2 separate regions of the Homo sapiens genome follow, and region 1 is linked to region 2. A link is a loop called in an ENCODE intact Hi-C map of the cell type or tissue named here. Cell type or tissue: heart right ventricle. All regions are shown on one strand. Each heading gives the region's core, and the rest is flanking DNA. Links, peaks and the distances in the headings are about the cores only.

Evidence for each region. Peaks named below come from ENCODE experiments on the same cell type or tissue, not always from the same donor. Only the 100,000 strongest peaks of a DNase experiment are listed, where the experiment ranks them.
Region 1: it touches region 2 in a loop (2.5-fold over the local background); 1 of 110 quality-filtered maps calls a loop at or near these places.

The regions. Positions count from the first base shown.
Region 1 is chr1:234,679,349-234,690,929 of GRCh38, reverse strand. It overlaps LOC105373209 (a long non-coding RNA gene), which reads right to left. Exons shown (of 3, transcript NR_188651.1): 2 at 10,005-10,119; 3 at 7,749-8,238. LOC105373208 (a long non-coding RNA gene) reads left to right here and starts at 1,800. Exons shown (of 3, transcript XR_949287.4): 1 at 1,800-2,126; 2 at 8,331-8,448; 3 at 11,581. In heart right ventricle, for the core only: no CTCF peak of the experiment used is centred there; a DNase peak (open chromatin) is centred at 6,569; H3K27ac peaks cover 1,795 bases.
Region 2 is chr1:234,881,398-234,892,978 of GRCh38, reverse strand. No RefSeq gene overlaps it. Among named protein-coding and RNA genes, the nearest start is that of LINC02971, 70 kb to the left of the region's middle. RefSeq lists an enhancer at 10,312-10,381 and a silencer at 10,765-10,901. In heart right ventricle, for the core only: no CTCF peak of the experiment used is centred there; a DNase peak (open chromatin) is centred at 5,728; H3K27ac peaks cover 6,023 bases.

The sequences.
Region 1 (11,581 bases), core at 2,004-10,003, 200 kb after region 2:
TCTGACCTTATTCCATCATTACAAAAGAAGTCACCATCTACTTTTTACCTAGTGGTTTCAGTATCTTTGGATAATCACTGCCCGGATTTATCAAGGTTTGCAAAATGATTTTCTAATTCTGTGGTTCCTTCTATACACATTAGCTGGGATTCTTCAAAATGTAACTTACAAAACAAACAAAATCACTATCAAGACTTGACATTCCTTCTTCCATATCAATTTTCAGAATAGTGATAAAAGTTACCAGTAATGATTTCTAGTGGAGACCAATATGTTTTTCTCATCATTATATACTTTTTTTTTTTTTTGAGACAGAGTCTTGCTCTGTCACCAGGCTAGAGTGCAGTGGTGTGATCTCTGCTCACTGCAACTTCCGCATCCTGGGTTCAAGCAATTCTCCTGCCTCAGCCTCCCAAGTAGCTGGGACTACAGGTGCACACCACCACGCCCAGCTGATTTTTGTAGTTTTAGTAGAGACAGGGTTTCACCATATTGGCCAGGATGGTCTCGATCTCTTGACCTCGTGACCTGCCCACCTCAGCCTCCCAAAGTGCTGGGATTACAGGCATGAGCCACTGCGCCCAGCCCATAAATTTTTATATATTTGATGAGGTTGAATTAATTGCCATCATTATTCTCTTTTCTCTCTCTCTTTAGGATCCTTAAACAGCTTATATTCAATAAACTGCATATGTTTAAATGGCACACTTTGTAAAGTTTGGTGATACTGTACAGTCACAAAAGCATAATCAATGTAGCAAACATATCTATTGTAATCTAAAATGTCCTTGTGCCTTTTTTAACCTCCTGCTCCTCCTCCATACTATATCCCCAGGCGACCTCTGATTTACTTTATGTTGGAATTTTTGAGAAATTCATACAAATGGCATTATTTAGTATGTACTCTTTGTGTCTGACTGCTTTTACTCAGCATAATTATTTTGAGATTCAACATGTTGTCTGTATCAATACCTTTAATTGTCAAGTGGTATGCTATTGTATGACTATGTCACAATTGTTTAGCCATCGATGAACATTTGGGTCGTTTCCAGTTTGGGGTTACTACAAATAAAGCTGCTAAGAACATTTTTATATAAATCTTTGTGCAGACATAGATTTTATTTCTATGGGATAAATACCTACTAGTGGAAAGGCTACATCAGATAGTAGGGTATATACTTAACTTTTCAAAAAAAACTGCAAATGTGCTTTCCATAGAAGTGCTATTGCACATTTCTCCTGAGCATGAGAATTTCAATTCTTCCCCATTCTCTCCAATATTTAGTATGGTCAGACCTTATAATTTTATCCATTTTAATAGGAGTATATTATGGTTTGAATGTGTCCCCTCCAAAATTCAGGTGTTGACATTTAATGGCCAATGTGATAGTATCAAGAGATAGGACCTTTAAGAGGTGGTTAGGTCCTGAGGACTCCTCACTCATGAATGGGATTAAGAGATTTCGTGCAGCTTTTGACTCCCTTGCCCTTTCACCTTTCACCATGTGAGGACACAGTGTTCCTCCCCTCCAGAGGACGCCACAACTGGGCGCCATCTGGGAAGCAGAGGGCAGTCCTCAATAGACAAAGGAACCTGCCAGCATCTTGATCTGGGACCTTGCAGCCTCCAGAAACTATGAGAAATACATTTTTGTTCTTTGATAAATTACCCAGTCTTCTGTATTTTGTTATGGCAGCACAAAAAGAACTGTGACACTGTGTACATGTACTTAATCGTGGTTTTACAGCAGTCTCCCTTTCTCTGCTGTTTCACTTTTTTGTTGTTTGTTTGTTTTGAGATGGAGTCTCGTTCTTGTCGCCCAGTCTGGAGTGCAATGGCGTGATCTCGGCTCACCGCAACCTGTCCTCCTGGGTTCAAGCAATTCTTCTGCCTCAGCCTCCGAAGTAGCTAGGCTTACAGACACGTGCCACCACACCCTGCCAATTTTTGTATTTTTAGTAGACAGGCTGTTAGGCAGGCTGGTCTTGAACTCCTAACCTCAGGTGATCCGCCCACCTTGGCCTCCCAAAGTGCTGGGATTACAGGCATGAGCCACCGCACCCAGCATGCTGATTCACTTTCTGCAGTTTCAGTTACCCACAGTCAACCATGGGCCAGAACATAGGTGAGTACAGTACAAAAAGATATTTTGAGAAAGAAAGAAAGACCACATTCACATAACTTTTATTATAGTATATTGTTATAATTATTTTTATTATAATAATATTTTATTATATAATATTTTATTATTAGTTGTTGGTAATCTCTTACTGTGCCTAATTTATAAATTAAACTTTATCATAGGTGTGTATGTATAGGGAAATCACAGTATACATAGGGTTTGGTACTATCTGCTGTTTCAGGCATCCATTGGAGGTCTCAGAGCATATTCCCCCCTAGATAAAGGAGGGCCATTGTAATTTGCATTTCCCTAATAACCAATGTTACTAGACATTTTTTCATGTGCTTATTTCCCATCTGTATGTCTTCTTTGGAAAAGTGTCCCAATCTTTTGTCTATTTTTACATTGTGTGGGTTTTTAAAAATTATTGAGTTTTGAGAGTTCTTTATCCAGTATATGCTTTGCAAATATTTTCTTCCAATCTGAGGCTTACCTTTTTACTTCCTTAACAGTCTCTTATGAAGAGCAGAGAATTTCTAATTTTGATGAAGTTCAGTTTATCAATTTGTTTTTCTTTTATAAATTGTGTTTTTGGTGCTGTATCTAAGAAATCTTTGCCTAAACCAAAGTTACAGAGATTTCTTTTCCTATATTTTCTTCTAGAATATTTGTAGTTTTAGGTTTTACATTTAGGTATATGATCCACTTTAATTTTTTATATAGCATAAAATAGGAATCAAAGCTCCTTTTATTTGCATATGTATATCCAATTGTTCCAACACCATTTGTTGAAAACACTATCCTTTCACTACCAAATTGCCTTGCAAAAAATATTTGCAATTTTTAAAATATATGAAAAATTAACTTAAAGTGGATCAACCTTAGTTGACAGTCAGTAGTCTAAGTATGTGTGTATCTATTTCAGGGCTGTTAATCTATCTTTATGTCACAAATACACTGTGTTGATTATTGTAGCTTTATAGTAAGTCTTGAAATTAGGTAGCATTAGTCTTACCATTTTGTTCTTCTCACTCAAAGTTGTTTTGGCTATTCTAGGTTCTTTGCATTTCCATATAGAGCCTAGAATCAACTTGTCAATTTCCACAAAAGAACCCCCTCAGGTTTTGGTTGGAAGGATATTGAATCTATAGATCAATCTGAGGAAAAACGACATCACAATATTGAATTTTCTGACCCATGAGCATAGTACATCTCTCCATTATTCAGGTCTTTAAAAAATTCTCTCACAATGTTTTATAGTTTTCAGTGTTTACAGCTTGCACATCTTTTGTCAGACAAGGACTTCATATTGTTGATGCAATTTAAATTGTTTGAAATTTAAATTTCTGTTTGTTGATAGTTTATGGAAGTACAATTGATTATTGTATATTGATCTTATATCATTACAGTAGCCTTTTTGTAGAATCCATCCTATTTTCCACATGGATAATCATGTCATGAAGAATAAAGACAGTTTTACTTCTTTCCTTAAAATCTGGATTCCTTTTATTTCTTTTTCTCCCCTGGTTGCACTGGCAAGGATTTCTAGCAAAATGTTTAATAGAAGTGGTAAGAGCCAACATTCCTGACTTGTTTCTGTTAAGTATGATGTTAGTTGTAGATTTTTCTTAGATGATTTGTGTCGGATTGGGAACATTTTCCTCTATTTATAGTTTGTTGAGATGTTGGAATAATCAGGAATAGATGTTTGATTTTACCGTATTTTTTCCTGTTTATATCAAGATGATAATATGGTTTTCATTTTTAATTAATATGACAAATGACATTAATTTTCCAACATGAAACCAACCCTCCTTTCCTGGAATAAACTCCATATGAAACTCATATATTATCTTTTTTACATATTGTTAGATTTGATTTGCTAAAATTTGGTTAGAAATTTTGCACCTTTGCTCCTGAGGGATATTAATATGTAGATTTTTTTTTCATCTTTTCCTGGTTTTGGTATCAGTAATGCTTGTCTCATAAGAAGTTGAAAAACAAGACGACTGGGCACATTGGCTCACACTTGTAATTCCAGCACTTTGGGAGGTCGACGCAGGCAGATCGCTTGAGGTCAGGAATTTGAGACCAGCCTGGCCAACATAGTGAAACCCTGTCTCTAATAAAAATACAAAAATTAGCCAGGTGTGGTGGCACATGCCTGTAATCCCAGCTACTGGGGAGTCTGAGGCAGGAGAATCATGTAAACCTGGGAGGCAGAGGTTGCAGTGAGCCGAGATCATGCCGCTGGACTCCAGCCTGGATGACAGAGTGACACTGTCTCAAAAAAAAAAAAAGAAAAGATAAGAAGTTGAAAAACATTTCTTCCTCTTCAATTTTCTAAGAGTTTTGTAAAATTGATATTTCTTCCTTAAATGTTTAATTGTGTATGTCTGCTGGTGATTAATTCTTTCAGCTTTCATATGTTTGAAAGTAGTTTTTATTTTTACCTTATTTTTGAAAGATATTTTACTAGGTATACAATACTAGGTTTACAGAGTTTTTCTTTCACTTAGTGCTCAGTGCTTTTTTTAGGTGTTGCACCATTGTCTTTTCACTTGCATTGTTTCCTATGAGAAGTCTGCTATCACCCTTACATGTGTTCCTCTGTAGATAAATGTACTGCTTTGAAAATTTTCTCTTATCACTGGCTTTGAGTATTTTTATTATGATGTATCTTGGTGTAGTTTTCTTCATAATTTTTGTGCTTGAGATTCATTGAACTTTCTGGATTGTAGTTTTACAGTTTTCATCAAATCGGGGGGAATATTTTGACCATTATTCATCAGATATTTTTCTATTTCCCCCCTTCTTTAGGATCCCCTATTATATTAAAAACTTGAAGTTGTGCCACAGCTCACTGATGCTTTTTTCATGTTTTAAACTTATTTTTTCTATATTTTTTATTTTGAATGTTTTTTATTGCTTATGTCCTCCAGTTCATTAATCTTTTTAAAAAATGTCAAATCTACTGTTAATCCCCTCATCCCATTCAGTGTGTTTTTCATCTCACACATTGTAGTTTTCATCTCTAGAAGTCTAATTTTAAAAATTTATGTTCCATGTCTTTCTTAACTTTTTGAACATATTGAATACAGTTATGGTAATTGCTTCAAGGTCCTTGTTTGCTTATTCTAGGATCTGTGTCAGTCCTGGATTGGTCATTAAGTGTCATTTCTTACTAAGAAGACCAGGCTTCCTTGGAAAAATGAATAATTACAGATTTGGGACAAGAAATGTCCAAGAAGATCCTGGGGCATCTTTCAGTGTCAGAAAAAAGGAAGTCATCAAAGACCTCTTGCTCCTGAGTTTTCATTTTTGCCAGGCCTTTTCTCTTAAGAGATAAAACTCTCTCTTAAGAGAGAGTTCATGCTAATATTTCCAATTCAAGTTTAACATTATAAGGCCTCTGTTTGAATTCTTTGATTTTATACTCATACCTCTTTTCCTGTGCTGTTTAAATAGATATGCATATAAGAATATGTGAAGTGAAATGGCATGATGTCTAGGATTCAATGTAAAAACTTCAGCAAAGATAAAAATACAAACAATAAAGATAAAATGTTGCAAGATTTTGGTAATGAATCTAGGTGACAGGTATTTGGAGGTGTCATATAGTATTCTATGTGAGTGCTTGAAATTTTTTAATTTAATTTTTTAAAAAGAGAGATAGAGATTGAGAGAGGCAGATCCTCTTGCCTAATAAGATTGGCAACTTCATACTTTCTCACTCCCCTTTCCCCACCCAGGCTGTTGCAACATTGGCTTGTGCTTACATTTTGGTGTTCAGATCCATCTTCATTTTTTTCCCTAGGGATATTTCTTACTTTCTTGGAATTCAAATAATGAATTTAAAAGAATATTACAGGTTTTTAACATTTCTAGATGTTTTGTAGTAGGAAAGATTTTAGGTAATCTAATCCACGCTATTTCGGGAAATGGAGGTTTTTAGCTGTACTTTTAAAATAGATTTAATTGTTTCTTAATATACAAGATGCAATCTATAAAGTGGCCATCTCATCTTACAAATACATATTATTGGTGCCCAAAAAGTATAAATGAATGAAAGTAATCCTTATCCTCACTCTTAGAAACAATATAATTCAAAGTGTGTTTCCTACCTTCCAGGTATTGTTATAATAATTTATGTATATAGAGGCTAACATAGTAATGTTTTCAATGGGTGGGAGCATTACAAAGCTTTTTGTTTGAATTTTGCCTACAGAGCAGTGGGTGTACAGCACTTAGCCAAGTAATGAAAAACATCATTTTAAACTGCACAGAGGCCAACAGGTTACAAAGCATTATCTCATTTAATCTTCACAGTGACCTTACAGCACAGCAGGTATTGTCATTCTACATTCACAGATGGAGAGACTGAAGCCCAGGAGGTGAAGCAATACAGCATGACTCACACTAAATGCCAGTGCCAGGACTTGAGCCTCAAGGTTACGCCACCCCACAGCATTTGTCCTCCAAAAGGCCAGGCTATCTTCTCACAATGGCTGTCAGTGTGTTCATTTTCAAAACCTAAACTAGCTAAGTCTTAACAGATGAAAACAAAAAAAAAAATTAACTGAGAAGAAAGGCACCCACAGCTTCAAAATCCAAAGAAGAAAGTAGACCCTTTTGTTTTAGATCAAGGGAAACCAAAAAACAAAAGCGGTGAGACAGAATAATCCCTGAAGGAAAACAGTGACCTTCTCCAGGTTTAGGAAGATGGTCAAACCCGCATGCCCCTCCATGCTTCTAGGAAAACGTACTACACATATTCTTCAGGCAGATGCGAACGCTCCGAAGGGGCGCCCCTCTGCAGCTGGCTGACCAGCCCTCCTCTGCTCTGTCGTTTTCATCCAAACATTTAGATCTGTGGCCGGGTAGATATTAGTGGCTGGGTCAAAAAGACAGTTCTGGTGTGAAATATTTATACTTAATTGGCCTCTGTGTCTGTCTGTGTAGTTTTGCCAAGCATTTTAATAGTTTTCCTTGAGTATTCTTTATTCTTTTTTGGAAAGAATGCTATTCAGGGTAAGAATGGGGGGGGGAGTAGGGGACACAGCACAAAAGGTTGTCTCCTCTGAAGGCTTTGGGCACTCTTCCCAAAACAGATGCAGAAGGCAACACTGGCCTCTGCCTTGAAAATAATGTGGGATATTTATCTTGAAGTTCACCATTGTTATTCTTTGCTTCTTAGCCTTTCTGATTTGAATTCCAGTTTAGTCTTGATTTTGTAGAATAATCAAAGTAATGAATTGGAGGAAAATTATAATTTCTAGTATACAATAGGATGAGATAGAGTGTAACTTTTCATTTGCAATTTAATTTTTATTGTATCTTATTTATTTACTTATTTATTTGTAGAGACGGTCTTGCTCTGTTGCCCAGGCTGGGGTGCAAGTGGCACAATCATAGCTCACTGCACCCTTGACCTCCTGGGCTCAATCAATCCCCCTGCCTCAACCTCCTGAGTAGCCAGGACTGGAGGCTCATACTACCATGCCCAGCAAAGACAGGGTCTTGCTCTGTTGCCCAAGGTGGTCTCAAACTCCTGGCCTCAAACAGTCCTCCTACCTTGGCCTCTCAGAGTGTTGGGATTACAGGCGTGAACCACTGCACTTGGTCTGCAATTTAACTTTTAAATAAGGCATTTATTTGAATAATTCTTATCCAGTATTTTAAAAATATATTTTTATCATTAAATGGTAGTATATACATTTGTCATTAAAAAGTACAAAGTATTAAAAAATATAAAGGGAACAAAAATCACCCACAATTCTACCATGCTGAAAAAAAGATTATTAAGTGTATCCTTTTCCAATGTTTTCTATACATTTTAATTTCTCTTAAAAATTTGAATTTTATTATATATATATATAATATTTCTTCACCTTGTTATTGTGAAAATTATATAGCAAGTGTTTCTCTGTTATTGCCATTCTTGTAAACATAGTTTTTAACAATCTTCATGTTATTCCAAACTATAGATGGTCACAATTTATTGGGAGAGTCCGTTATTTAATTTTTTTCCTTTTGGTGTATTAACAAAACCGTCATGTGCATTCTGTAGTTATATCTTTGTCTGAATCTTTGATTATGTCTCTACCACACTTTCCTAGAAGAGAAATTAAAAAAACAAAGGATCAGCACAATTTTAAGGTTCTCATTAAATATTTTAATTTTTTTTTCCAAAAACAAACTCCCAAGTTACACTGCCACAAGTTGTGGATGGGAGGGCTGGATTTCCTGAACCCTTCCCAGCATTGCTCGAGTTTCTTGGTTCCTCCGCTAGAGAAGAGGAGCCCCAGAGCTCTGTAGGCTCCAGGTAAGGTTGACCCTCCCCGTCGTCCACCCCTCTCCCACAGGGTTGATGCAGGGCAGTGCTCCGTGTGTTTCCCCATGTGTTTCTTCCACACATCCATGAGCAGGAGCAAGGAGGAATGGCAGAGATCTGAGTGCTTCTGGAAAGGCCCTCATAACTCCCCCTTCCCAGCACCCCAAACCTCTGGCCAACAATCCATCACTGCAATCTGCCTTATTGACCCACAGAACCACTCCCATCTCACCCTTCACCACAAACTCCCAGATTATCTCACCTCACCCAGACACATTCCCACACAACACATCCAACCTGGATGCACCGTCTACTCCTCCCCACTTTTGAAGACTTCTAGTCAGTCATCAGCTGAATCCCCTATATCCTCAACCTCCTACTTGGTCACTCCTCTCAACTTCTTGCTCTAATTAGAACTTGGCTCTCCCCTGATGACACCATGTTCCCTGCAGCGTTTTAACATCATAGCTCATTTTTCTCCACATATCTTGAATTACTTGATCTGGAGTGGTGGATGTATGCTTCCTCTTCCCCATCGATGCTTCCAAACCATTCTCCCTCCACCCTCTCTAAATACCCCTAACTTTGAAACTCCTGTTGCAGAACATGGGCTACCCCTCCTGGCTTCAATCATCTACTTCTCCCTGTGACACCTCTCTTCATTTATTAAGGATTTCAGTGTATGGCTCACGTTCCCTGTCTCTAACACAACTCATGTCATAATTCTTGGTGACATCAATACCCACATTGAGTCTTCACTTGTTCCCTCTCTGGACTCCCAGTTCCTTGCCCTCTTCTCCAATGCTGTTGCTCTCCACCCCACCACTGACTCCACCCCACACAGCTACCTACTCGCAGGGTTCCACCTTTGGTGTTATCATTCCCAGTAGTTGCATCTCCTCCATAATCTCAACGTCAAGCCTCCCGTTCTCCAGGCACTACCTCTTCTCTTTTTAACTCACTCCCCAATACTCCAACCATTCTTTGTCTCCAGTAGGATGATCCCCAACAATCCATTGGTTCTACCCTATGCCCCTGCCCCAAACCTTGGAGTCACTCTTGATTCTTCCCTGCTATGCTCTATAAATCTATTTGGCTCTCCTTTGTATATACAGATGAAGTGACCACTTCTTAGCACCTCCACAATTGACACCTCGTCTGTCACCACCTCTCTGCCTGGGTGACTACAGTGGTGGCCCCCTCCCTGCCCTCCAAGTGCCCACGCTTGCCCCTACAGTCTGTTCCCAACACAGCAGCCAGAGAGACCATCTTGCAATGTAAGTTAGATCATGTCTCACCTCTGCTCAAAACCCCTAAGTGGATTCTCATTCAGAGTAAAAGCCAAAATTGTTTCTGTTCATTTGTTTTTAATTAACGGACTTAATTTCTTAGAGCAAAAGACTAAAGTTTTTGCAGTGCGTACAAGGCCCTGTGGGATGATTCCTCCCCGTCCACCCACTCCTCCAACCTCACCTTCTACCTGTCTACACCTTGCTCACTCCCCTGCAGCTTCATCCCATCCTGGATATTACTTGAAGACATCAAACCTGATCCTGCTCGGGGTCTTTGCTTGTTCCTCTAACTGGAAGCTTCAGCCCTCCATCTTTCACTTCCTCAGGTCTCTGCTCAAATGCCATCTTATGAGAGACGCCTTCAAAAACCCTCCATAAAAAGTAGCAACCATCACCGCCAGCCCCGCATCCCTGTCTCCCAACCGCCAGCCCCGCATCCCTATCTCCCAACCGCCAGCCCCACATCCCTATCTCTCTTACTCTGCTTGCCTGTTTCCTCTTTCTTTTTTTTCTGTCTTTCCTTTCTTTCTTTCCTTCTTTCTGTCTTTCCTTTTTCTTCTTTCTTCCTTCCCTCCCTCTTTCACTTTCTTTTTCTCTCTTTTGTCTTTCTCTTTCCTTCCTTCTTTCTTCCTATCTTTCCTTCTTTTTTTCTCCTTCCTTCCCTCTCTTCTTCCTTCCTTTCCTTTTTCCTTTCTTCTCTTTCTCCTTCCGTCCTTCCTTCCTTCCTCTCTCTTTCTTTTTCTTTTCTCTCTCTCTCGCTCACTTCCTATTTCTTTCTTGCTTCTTTCCTTAATAGACTGTTTTTAGAACAGTTTTAGGTTTATGGTAAAACTGAGGGGAAAGTATAGAATTCCCATATGCCCCCCCCACACACACAGCCTCCCCCACTGTCAACATCCCACACTCCAGAGTGGTATATTTGTTACAGTCCATGAACTTACACTCCCCCTTCCAACCCCATAGTAATTATCATCACTTGACACACTAAATATGTGCCCAATAATTTGTTTATTGTCTATTATGTTCCTCTCCAGAATGTAAGCTCCCTGAGGGGTGGGGGCATAGCGGATTTCTTTTTCTATGGAATCCCCAGGCATGCCTGATGTAATAGCCACTCAAAAATATATTTGTTGAGTAAGTGAAGGAAAAATGTGATAGGCGAACCAAAAACTTTGGTATTTTGCTGTTTTAATTTGCATTTCTTTGGTTATTAATCATCTCAAACATCTTTTCATGTGTTTGTTGGCCATTTGTATTTTTTTGCAAATTGTCCATTTGCTTTTACCCATTTTCCCTAGGAATGTTAGTGTTTTCCTTATTAACCGTTAAGTGCTTAACCTGTTAAAAATATTAATTTTCAGTGTCATATTTATTATAAATATTTTGCCAGTTTGTTTTTCTACCTTAATTTTGTTTATGTTCTTTATGTATTTTACTTACAGAAGTTTTAAATGTTTGGCGGCTAAGTATGCCAGTATTTTAATATATGTTTTATTTCCCATTATGTTTATATTTAGAATGCCCTTTCTCAACCCAATGCCAGTTAACTTTTCACTGGCATTTTCTTCTAATTCATCCACTCAATAAATATTAAGCACTGTTGGAACCAGGTTTTATTCCACGGGCTGGGAATAAAACAGTGAGCAAACTGTTTTAAAAACGAGCTTGCTCTCACCGAGCACATACTCTCATATTTTATTACTTAATATTTATGTTTAACACTTACCTTTCGCTAGATGTTTTATAATTATAAAGTATGGCATAAGAACCTAAGTTCATGCTTTTTCCTTTTTTTAAAGTAACCTTTTATTGAAATGTAACATTTATACAGA
Region 2 (11,581 bases), core at 2,396-10,395:
TTGGAGCCGGAGAGCTCAAGGCTTCTCACCTGGAATTTCCCAGCTCTGGGGTGGGGTTGCGGCCAAAGGGATGACTTTCTTTAAGGGATCCAGGCAGAGGAACTGATGCACAGTTTAGGGGTGGGCCATGGGATGTCCCTTCACACTTGAGAGGGTTTAAGTCAGCAGCCCAGGGAGCAGGAGTCAGAGTAATGGAGTAAGCCATCTGCCGTGGGGAACTTAGAAAACTAGGGCTCCTTGCGCCCTGTAGGAACCCTGGCTGGCTAATACTTTAACCCCTTTTGCTCTTCCCTGACAGGGTTTTTTGTGTCCTCTATGTAGGGAGGGGTATGAAGAGGTCACTTTGACCTTGATTAGTTCTAACAAGTTCTAGATAAGAAGATTTCAGATCTTCCTTACCAACCCACCCTGGTATCATAGCCCTCCTGGTCTTCCTTATACCTAACTGAAATTTATTCTCAATACCTTGTGACAACACTTGCATTATTTTCCTGGATCAATATTTGACTTTGCACTGTTATTTGACTGTTTATGAGCTTAGTTCTGAACCAGACTACTGGGTTCAAGTCCTGGCCCAGTCAGACATTCATTCAGCAGATATTTATTGAACATCTGCAATGTGCTATGCACTCAGCTGGGCACTGAAGAAACAGCTATCAACCTTTCCCCTCATTCTAGTGGTAGACACTGGCAAGAAACAACAAATAAGTAAAAAAAAAAAAAAAAGCATTTTTTTTATCAGCTATATGACCGTGTGCTTGCATAACCTCTCAGGGGCCTGATTTTTTTGGATTTAAAATGCCAGGCAATAATAGTATTATTCTGAGAAGGTTGCTGTGAGCATTGAATGTATTAATACACACAGTGTAGGATGATACTTACAAAGAGCCATAGAAAACTGCCTAGCCAAAATAGCCATTCAGTAAGTGTTAAGCGCACTGTTAGCTGCTCTTGGTTGTCTCTCCAGCAGCATCCTGAAAACTTTTTGGGCAGGTGCGATTGATTTTTTTCTCTGGCACCCCAGATCAGCCACACGCTAGCCTGTGTGATCTCAGTCTTCCCATTTGATGAGTGGGAATTTAAGTCTGCCTCTTCAGGTGAGGACTGACAGAGCAGATTGACTTGGGTGTGCCTGCTGGGAGGTGCTCAGAACAGGAGTCCTGGGGTCTTGTCTTACCCAGTTCTTGGAGGCAGCCTCCTGGAAGGACTTATGTGTCTGCTGTTATTTCTGTAATTCCTGATTTATTGCTGTTGCCATGTTTGTTCTTTGAGAGTCCTTCAGCTTCATGATGGATAAATCCTTAGTCACAGTCAATTCCTCACACTGAGCAACCTTGGAGCTAAACTCTTTGAATCCATGTTTACTTATGTCATCAAATTGAACGAAGGAATTTATAGCTTTCTGTTTTGGGACAAGGACATTGAACCAACTGGTTCTGATGCAGAAATGAGATGGGTGAGTGACATACAATGCCATGTTTAAGTAAGCATGTCTACACGAGGGGCCTTAGGCTGTCGAGAGAATTTTGTCCTGCAGATATGGGACTGGGTGTGTGAGCTCCTGTCAGGACACACATGGGGACTCCTGTGGGAAGGTGTCAGGCCAGCCCAGCTCGGGGCTCATCTCAGACACACAGGGCCTTCAAACACAGGGACTGAGCTTTAGTTGAGGCTTGGGGGCTTGGGAGCCCAGGATGTGTAAGGGAAGGGGGCTACCAGGCACTGAGTTTGGGCAAGTCTGGGCTGGCCTGGGCTATGGGGTCCAGAGCTGGGAAGCACCATCCCTCTCCTGGGCAAAGGAGGGCCACGAGCAAGGGAAGGTCTGCAAGACTGAGAGGAGTCTTGGGGCACATCGTGGGTCTAGGGAAGGGTCAGGCAAGAGACTGGGCAAGATATAGGAGTGGGTCTGGAGGCACTGCCTGGCTCTATGGTGTGTGTGTGACTGGAGGAGGGCACGGAGGAAGCCCTCTATGCAGGACAGTGGCAGCGCTTACGGCCCCCAGGAAACCACAGGGACAGACCCAGCCTGGGCAGATGTCAGCAGGAGCTGTATGAGGATGTGGCTTCCTTGCCAGCCCTTGGATTCCCAGAACTACTGAGGTCCCTTGAAAGCAGGGCAGCCTGCAGCCCCATCCCCTGATGCTCAAATTGTGGCCACACTGAACAGTCACAGAGCCTAGGTCTGAATGCTTCTAGGAGCAGAGGAGTCATTACCTCCTCACGTAGCCTATTTGATCCATTCTTGATTTTTTTCCCACCAGATTTTTTTGAGGCATAACTCATGCAATTAAATGTGCAGATCTGAAATGTACAGTTCAATAACTTTTCACATTTGCATCCACCTGTGCAATCACTTCCCAGATCCAGGTAGAGAACATTTCCATCACCCCAGAAAGTCTCTCCATGCAGGCTGGGTGCGGTGGCTCACGCCTGTAATCCCAGCACATGACTGAGGTGGGTGGAACATGAGGTCAGGAGTTCGAGACCAGCCTGAGGCCGGTCTTTGGGAGACTGGGAGGGTGGATCATGAGTTCAGGAGTTCAAGACCAGACTGACCAACATGGTGAAACCCCGTCTCTACTAAAAATACAAAAATTGGCCAGGTGTGGTGGCACGCACCTGTAATCCCAGCTACTCAGGAGGCTGAGGCAGGAGAATTGCTTGAACCTGGGAGGCAGAGGTTGCAGTGAGCCGCGATTGCGCCACTGCACTCCAGCCTAGGTGACAGAGCAAGACTCTGTCTCAGAAAGAAAAAAAAAAGAAAGAAAGTCTCTCCATGCTTTCCCAGGAACAGCACCCTGCCCATCCTAAGCCTGTCACTGTTCTGACCTTGATCACCTTGCATTAGTTTTACCTCTTCTTGAGAGCTGCAGGAATGGAATCATACAGCAGCCCTGCATTTGTGCTCAGCCAATTCTGTCTATTCCAATGGAATAGCTCTGATCATATTGAGCCTCCTCTGGCCGGTGTGCCTTTGCTCACACCCATCTCCATTCCTTTCATGGGGAGCCTCCTGCATGGGCCACCTCTCCTCTGCCCTCTTCTCACCACATCCCTCCAATCCTTGCTTGTCCTGCCCAATGGTGTGAATACACCAGCAGCCCTTCTGCTGTGCCGCAGCCCGAGGCATTTCACTGTTCAGGATGCTGACGGGAGCAATGACTCTCCTGATGAGTGTGTGCGCCTGTTGTCCTCAGAGGAAGTGCCACAGAGCCAAAAGAGTCGACTCTTCTCACCCCCCACAAGGGGAGGGCGTGGTCTGGAGTTTGGAATAGGCAGGTGACAGATTCACTGGCTGGCAGCTCTGTGACCTTGGAGGAGTCATTTGACTTTCCTGAGCCTCAGCTTTCTCCTTCCCAAAATGCAGGGGTCATTTGGATGAGATGCTCTTCAATGTCCCTTTTGATCCACAGCCTGATTCTGAGTCTTCCCTGTGCAGGTTCATCGATACATCCACCGTGTGTATGTAATTCTCAAGCAAAAAGTTTCAGCTGTAGGTGTGTGGATATATATATATATTAAATTCCGCCTTGAAGTTTAACATTCCTGCACTCCTAATTTATTTTATACCCTGGGTTAGAAAAAAGACATTTAAACAGCGGGAATTCTAGACTGGTGGAGGGATGACCTCCTTGGATTGATTTTTTTTTTTTTTCCAGCTGACCTCAGGTGCTTGCCCCTACCCACAGGCAAAGGGCTATCTGGTGGTCTTCTCTATAGAAGGTCTCAGAAATGGATGAAAGGACAGTTTTGTTTGGAGAGTATTTTGATGTCTTGGTTCAGTAGTTTCAGAGAATACGAAGACTCAGAGAAATCTATATTTTTGGATTCAGTTCAAAATGGGGCTCTGGGGTCATGTGGTGGGAAGCAGGTGGTATAAGGGCCATGTTACCATCAGCTGCCAACTGTGGGCCAGCCCCTGGTTGCCATGGGTCAGGGATGCCCATCTGTAAGATGGGTGAATAATCCCTGCTTCACCTTGCCACATTGTCATGAGCATCAGATGAAATAAGGCCCAAGGAAAAGGCATTGTTCCAATTCATCTTCGGCAGAGTTGGGTAAACTTGGGTGTGCTTAAGGGCCCGCTAGGTAGTGACTTATTCTGGTTTGTGTTGCCTGGTTTGGTCAGAGCCTAGGACTTTTAGAGAGTTCTTGTAGTTCCTCTTCTTAGGTATCTTCCCTCCCCTCCTTCAGTTCTTTTCTCCCCAGCATATCCCCTTCTTCTCACCCCTGTGCCACCCAGGGGTGCTTTTTGACTAGTATGCTGTATTAGTCTGTTCTCAGACTGCTAATAAAGACATACCTGAGATTGGGTAATTTATAAAGATGTTTATGGACTCAAAGGTCCACATGGCTGGGGAGGCCTCACAATCATGGTGGAAGGCAAAGGAGGAGAAAGGCACATCTTACATGGCGGCAGGTAAGAGGGAGCTTGTGCAGGGAAATTCCCCTTTATAAAACCATCAGATCTCATGAGACTTATTCACTATCCGGAGAACAGCACGGGAAAGCGCTGCCCTCGTGATTCAGTTACCTCCCACTGGGTCCCTCCCACAACACTTGGGAATTATGGGAGCTACAATTCAAGATTTGGGTGGGGACACAGCCAAACCATATCATATGCCTTCCTCCTTCTTTGCCATCTTAAACCCACTGATCCTTTCTAGGAAATCCTCCCAAGACTCTGACCTGGAGCTGACCCTCTGCAGCACCACCTCTTGGGCTTCCCAGGAGGCCATAAGTGTGCCAGGGGCGTCATAACCTGTGCACGTAAGCTTTTATTACTACCAGCTAACTTGGGGTATTTAGAACCATGGTAGTCTATGGCTAGATGTGACTTAGATTTCTGGTTTGTTTTAGAGCCAAGGTCTTCCCCTGTTGCCCAGGCTAAAGTGCAGTAGTGCAATCATGGCTCACTGCAGCCTTGAACTCCTGGGCTCAAGTGTTCCTCCCAGCTTAGCCTCCTGAGTAGCTGGGACTATAGCTGCATGCTGCCATACCTGGGTAATTTTTATTTTTTGTATAGGCGAGGTCTTGCAATGCTGCCCAGGCTGGTCCTGAATTCTGGCTTCAAATGATCTGCCCGCCTCGGCTTCCCAAAGTACTGGGATTACAGGCATGAGCCACCATGCCCACCCCAATTTTGATTTCTTAATTGAGAAATGAACAAACTGAAGGCAAGAGGCTGAGCCACCTGGGCAAGAGCCCCTGGACAGTTTGTCTCTAATTTCCCTTTGCTCTTCCGGTTTGCTGCCTCTGATTACTCTGCACTTAGTTTAACTGGGTGTACCTTGTCCCACTCATAAGCCTTTGATGACCTGGACTAAGCCTCACATGGGAACTCAATACTTATTTTTGATCAGATTAAATGCTCAATGCGTATTTGTTTCATTACATGGAAGACATGAAGAACAGATACATCATGCAAGATGTTCTTGCATGTAAGTTATTTGTTACGGAGCCCAGCCTTTGGCCACAGGACATGGAAACACCGCTCTCCCACTTTTTTGGTAGTGCCTTCTGCCATTCTTTGTAACCGAGAAGGTCAAGGCCAAAAGAGTGGTGGAGGCTAAGGGGTTAATCTCCATCCTCAGTCATCTCTCTTTGTTTCCTGTGCACCAGACACCCTTGAAACATTACCTGCAAGTTACTGGAGCTTTAAATCGAAATGTCAACCCTCTCTTCATTTCCACTTACCACGCTTGCCCCCGTGGGACGGATTGTACCGCTCTTAAAGTGGGTGATATCCTTTCTCATAACTCTTCTGTGGATGACTTAATCCCTGGAACATCTGCCATGTGGACTGAGGGCTCCTGGGAAATGAGCTTGGATCTTACTCTTTCGTTATGTCATTTGGTTCCCTGCTTCTGAACCTCAGCCTCAAAACCCAACCAAAATAAAAGGGAAAATATTTTTCTGAGTTCAGCATGACCTCAAGGTTCTTGGTGAGTGGGTAGAACTGGATGCCCACGGATGCTGACAGCTAAATGCATTTCTGCAGAGGGGCGAGGGCTATGGGTAGATGTCGCCTTTATGGCAAGACTGAATGCAAAGGGACCTGTTCCTATTTCCAGTGTGGAATCGTGTATGTGTTTCTCAGTCGGGTCTGTGTAAGGTGGTCAGCTGAGTGCAACCGCTTTCTACGTTTGCTAAGAAGACAGTGTTTGGGGCACGCTGGGTCCCAGCGTGACTGGGCAAGTATATTGCACAAAACCACCTGACTAATTCCTAACAGCAGCCAACTGCGTCTTTATGGATCCTGATTTAGACAAGGTGCTGTTCATTTGCTTAAAAAAGATATGAGTCCCAGACCAGGAGGAAACTGTCAAGGTTTGTTTCGCAACCTCCTTTAAAAGATCTGGAGTTGTCCTTCAATGGATAGAGAGGTAATTTATAAGCCTTCCCTTTAATCTAGTTTCCAAAAATAGTGGGGCTATCTCAGTCAAGACTGCCTCATTGCCAAGGTCCACTTGAATTTCAGAACATGGTGCTCTCCCTGCAGAGGCCCAGGGCACCAGGCAACTCAGGAGAGAAAACCCCTGCGGCTCCCTGGGGACCCCCAGGCTGCCGTGGGGCCAGGGACACGCAGGGCCTTTGATCTCCTGATGTATTTCTCTAAAAAGACATCCAAGAAGACACAGGAAGGAAGAAGGAGCCCCTGCTATCCCTCATCCAGTCGGTGCCCACCCACCCTGAGCTGGGGCTGGCTGCTGACCTTAGCCGAGGGCTCCCTGCACTCCCTGGATGTGTGGCCTTGGGTCCCCTGAGCCAGGAAGCTGGTGAGGATGGCTGGCCATCTGCAGGCTCCACCTTCCCACCTATGTCCCACTTAGCCTGCCCCTTTCAGAGGTTCCATGTTCTGCACCATAGACCCCTGGGCCATGGGAGACCCTAGCTGGGGAGCCGTCAGCCTCCTGAGGAGTGCTGACATCCTCTCTGCTCTACCTGAAGATGCTGAGTCTGGGTGGGCTGGGATGTCCAGCCTCCCTCTGTTTCTTGGCAGGGCGTGGCCTGGTTTTCTGGTCTCCTTTTGCTTTTGACCTATGCGACCCTCTTGGAATAGCTGCCACCCCACCAGACTGGCATGTGCATCTGGAGTCCCTCCCCCAGAGCCCGGGCCTCAGAGGGCGTGTACAGTTTGGGGCAGAGAATAGCCAGCTGGTTGTCAGGGGATTGCCTGTAAGAAGGGCTGTTGGTCTCTGAAACATGAAAGGGGAGCTGAGGACACCAGCTCAGTCGAGGGATAGTGAAATACAATCCCAGGGCTGTTGCCTGGCTCACTTGCCTATTTTGAGGGCTGGCCCAACCCTGGGCCTGCGTGTCTGTCCTCGTGGGGCCTGCTCGGTAGTCTTCAGTCCTTCCCATGATCACCCTTGGGCCAGGGGATCCCCGGAAGGCTGATCCAGTTACTCAGATAGTTTTGTGGTGCACCTGTGCATTCCTTTCTACATTTGAGAGATGTTTATTAAATAATTGCTCTGTGCTAGGCTTTTGGGAAACAAGTTAAAAAATAAGTGTGGTTCTGGCCCTCGGACATCTCACCATCTCAAAGACATGGCAGGCAAGGAGAGAGGTATGTCAGCAATGAAGAACTACAAAAATCTCAGGAGCAGACAGTCATAGACATTTGTTTTGTGGATCTGCAGGTTCAGGCTGTAGGTCTTCAGGGGTTGGCGGGGCTGATTTTACTCCATGGTGGTTCACCCTGGGTCCCAGGCAGGAGACTCTTCTTTTGATGATGGCAGAGATACAAAAGAGCAGTGGAAACATGCAAGGCTTGTCAGGCCTATGCTTGCAGCAGACACACTGGCCCTCTAACCACATACCTGTGCCCACTGCAAATTATACAACCAACCTGCAGCCAAGGGTTAGGGAAGAGCTCTCCTCTGTTGCAGGGCTGAGGGTGCAGGAGGGAAGAGCCAGGCTGATAATCCACCACTTGGGCAGTCTCTGCAGGCATGGGTGCCCCTGGGGGCCAGGTACAGACTGCAGTGGGGCATGAAGGAGCCTGGGACATGTGGCCTGGGAAGCTGGAGGCTAGTGCCTTGGGGCACTAGGACAGGGCCATGGGGAGGCCACAGGTCAGCAAAGGCATGAATGACCTTGGCTTCTTGGGCTGGGGAAACCAGAACCTCCAGGCAGGGTCTGTGTAAGTGCTGGTCCCTGGTTGCCTCAGGACCATGGCTGGCTGTATGGAAGGAGGGGAAGGCCCTGACTTGTCCTGCTCCTGCTCCTGCCCAGTCCAGCTTGCTCCCTCAGTCTTGGACAAAGCCCAGGTATGGCAGGACTCAGAGGTCCATGCGTCCAGAGAGGCATTCTTCTTTGATTTCTTTTGCCAGCATCTGCCTTTCTGAGTATGGCACCAGAGGCTCCCCTCTCCTCTGCATGTGCCAAGTGGAGGTGAGTATGAGGTCTTCCCTCTGGGGCCCTGGAGCCACATATCCAGCATTCTCCAGATCACAGCAGTTTCTCTGCCAGTCCCTTCATTCAGGCCACCAGCACCTGTGCCCTCCTGATGGGTCTCTCTGATTCTACCCTTGCACCTCCTGCCCAAGTGACTTCCTAAAATATAACTCAGAATGTGTCACTTTCTGCTGAGCCCCATCTAGGGCTTCCTATTGCACTGAGGGACCAAAAAAAAAAAAAAATCACACTCCTTAGGATGGTGTCCAAGGCTCTGCACCTTCAGCCCTTGCTCTCCTCCCCAGCGCAGTTTGTGCCGCTGGCGTTTGCATGCCACGCTCCTGCTACCTCACCTTTCTTCAATCCCTCCATGTGCCAAGCCCTTGCCACCCTTTCTCGGGGCCTTCACACCTGACCCCTCTGCCAGGAGGGCTTCTCCTCCCACCTGCTCCGGGTCCCCTTCACCTGCCACTGTCACATCTTGCTTGATGCAGCTGAAATATTACTCCTCTGGAGAAAAGTCCACAGCCCTCCAGCCTTCCATGAACCATGTCTATAACCACATTTCTTTGTGTTTATAATTCCTGAACTTTAAAGCACTCATTCCCTTGTTAATATATGTGTATGTGTGTGTGTGTTGGGGGGGTTTTCTGGTTTGTGCCTTTCTCCTCCTATGAAGGATAGGAGGCATGTGGGTCCTCCTCACCACTGTGCTCTCAGAACCTAGTACAGAGCACATACTAGGTGCTCAGTAAATACTGGATGGAGGAATGAATGACAGAGTGATGCCTTAACATTGTATGGGGTGGAAGCTATGACTTTTGATTCTGTTCACATTTAACTGGGGCAACCCTTGAGGATGATCCTTTGCACTCTCTCTGAAATACTTAATAATCAATCATATGTACCTGGTCAGAAAGAACATAAGAATTCCAAATTACTCCTGTCCACTTGACTTTGTCCAGTAAGGAATTTAAAGGCAAACAGATCCTGAAGTTGCATTAGAACCCACAAAGATGACATAGGGAGTAAGAAAAGTTATTTTAACCTCCGGATGTTCTTCCCCACATGATCTAAGCACCTCTGGTGCCCTCCTGTATGTTCTGTCTTTCCTCACTGTTCTGCTCAGCACTTAGACCCCAGGCACAATGACCCTTGAGCTCCCAAAAAACATGGCTGCCTCCCTGTGATGTCCACAGCCTGCTGTGGAAAAAACTTAGTAGGAACAACTGTGCAAAGCCCATGGAGAGAGCCAGGACCACAAAGCCTTCTCTACAAGAGAATTGGTAAGTCCAGCCTCATGGCTGCTCTGAAGGGCAGCAGTAAGTCCTCTAGATAATCTGACCCTTGCACAGCCCTCAGCCCTGGGTTTTGCTAGTGGTGAGATGTGCGTGGGACAGGCACCCATTGGTGGCGGTTGTCCCAGACAGGCCCTTGGTAAATGATGTTGGGCAGAACTGAGAGTTCCTGCAGCGGTTCCTGAGGAAGAGCACCCAGGGTGCCACCGCTGCTAGGCCCTGGTGATTGATGTCCCCTGGCTGTCATCTCATCAGACCCCTGCCTGCCATGCACCTCTGTTCCTAGTTTGAGAATGTAGGCCAGACAGGCCTGAGGACAGCGTTCAGATGGGCAGAGCTGAGAGGGGCTGCACGGTCAGCCTCTGAACCTCTGTCAGATCAAGACCTGCCTGCACCTGCGGATGGGGAGGGAGGATGCAGAACAACTAGTGCTCAAGGAAAGGCTAAAGGATTTCTTGGTGGGCTTAGTCTCACAGGAAATGATAACCTCTACTGAATGAGTGCTGTTCGAGGTTTACCTTGTGTATGCATGGAGCAGAAGGAGGCAGAGTGACTTTGAGGAGCTCAGGGCCTGAGGTGGGGAGAGAGAGACTTGGGACAGACAGTGAAGTGACCACGAGGAAGGCACTGCCTCTGAGGTTTGAGGAGGTCTGTGCTGAGGGCTGAAGGCTAAGAAATGCGACAGGGGTGTCAGAAAAGGCTTCCTAAAGGAGTTGGACTTTGATCAGGGTTTTGAAGGATGCATAGAAGTTTTCCAGGCAGAAAGATGGGGAGTGCATCTCAGACAGAAGAACAACATGAAGCAAATGAACAAAATTGTGACAAAACATGATCAAGAACAACAGGAGCCAAGAGAGACCCCGTGATTTGAAATGCATGAAGTGTGTGGTTTGGTTACATAGTAGAGATCAGGTCTCTGTCTAGACTGATGATACAAAAAGTGATTATGGAACTTTCACTATTAGGTGTTACTCTCATTTTACAGATGAGAAGGACTAAGGGCATTTCAGTGTCTTTCCTGTTGTCACACAATTAGTTAAGTGGTGGATGCAGATTTCAAGCCTTGAGTCTGTGGTCTTTCCACTGAGCTGCGCGGCTTCCCTGGAAGAAACGCTGAGGGTTGACGGCTTGACAAGGCAAGATTTAGTGTAGTGAAATGCAAAATGTGTTTCCTGAGTGGCTCTAGGGTTACCCTGCCTGAGGGTGGGAGGCTGGCAGATTAGTGAGATTTTCATACGGTTAGCACTGGAAAGCCGTTCCACATGATGTCATAGGGTATGTCAATTAACAAGCATGTTCCACTCAATAACTCTGGGAAACATTCAATTAGACCTTATAGATGATCCCTTCATGCAGGACTTCTCAGAGTCTGCGCCTGGCTGATATGCGCTGTGAGTTTCTAAAAGAATGCCTGGTAGCCCTGTCCCTACTAAAAATACAAAAATTAGCCAGGCATGGTGGTGTACGCCTGTAATCCCAGCTACTCAGGAGGCTGAGGCAGGAGAATTGCTTGAACCTGGGAGGCGGAGGTGTCAGTGAGCTGAGATCGCACCACTGCACTCCAGCCTGGGTGACAGAGCGAGACTCCGTCTCAAAAAAAAAAAAAAAAAAAAAGAATTCAAAGTACAGTGGTGGTTTTCAGTGTGTGGGCCAGAAGTTTCAAGGGTCCTTGAGACCCTTTCAGGAGGGTCAGTTAAGTCGACACTACTTTCAGAACAAGACTAAGGCATCATTTTACCCTTACTTTGTCACAAGCATACACTGGAATTTTCTAGAGCCTACATGATAGTGCAACAGGTTGAATTCAGAAGCAGAAGTGAAAATCCAGCTCTTAAGCGGAACACTGAGGAGTTGGACCAAAACGTGGGACAGTGCCACTC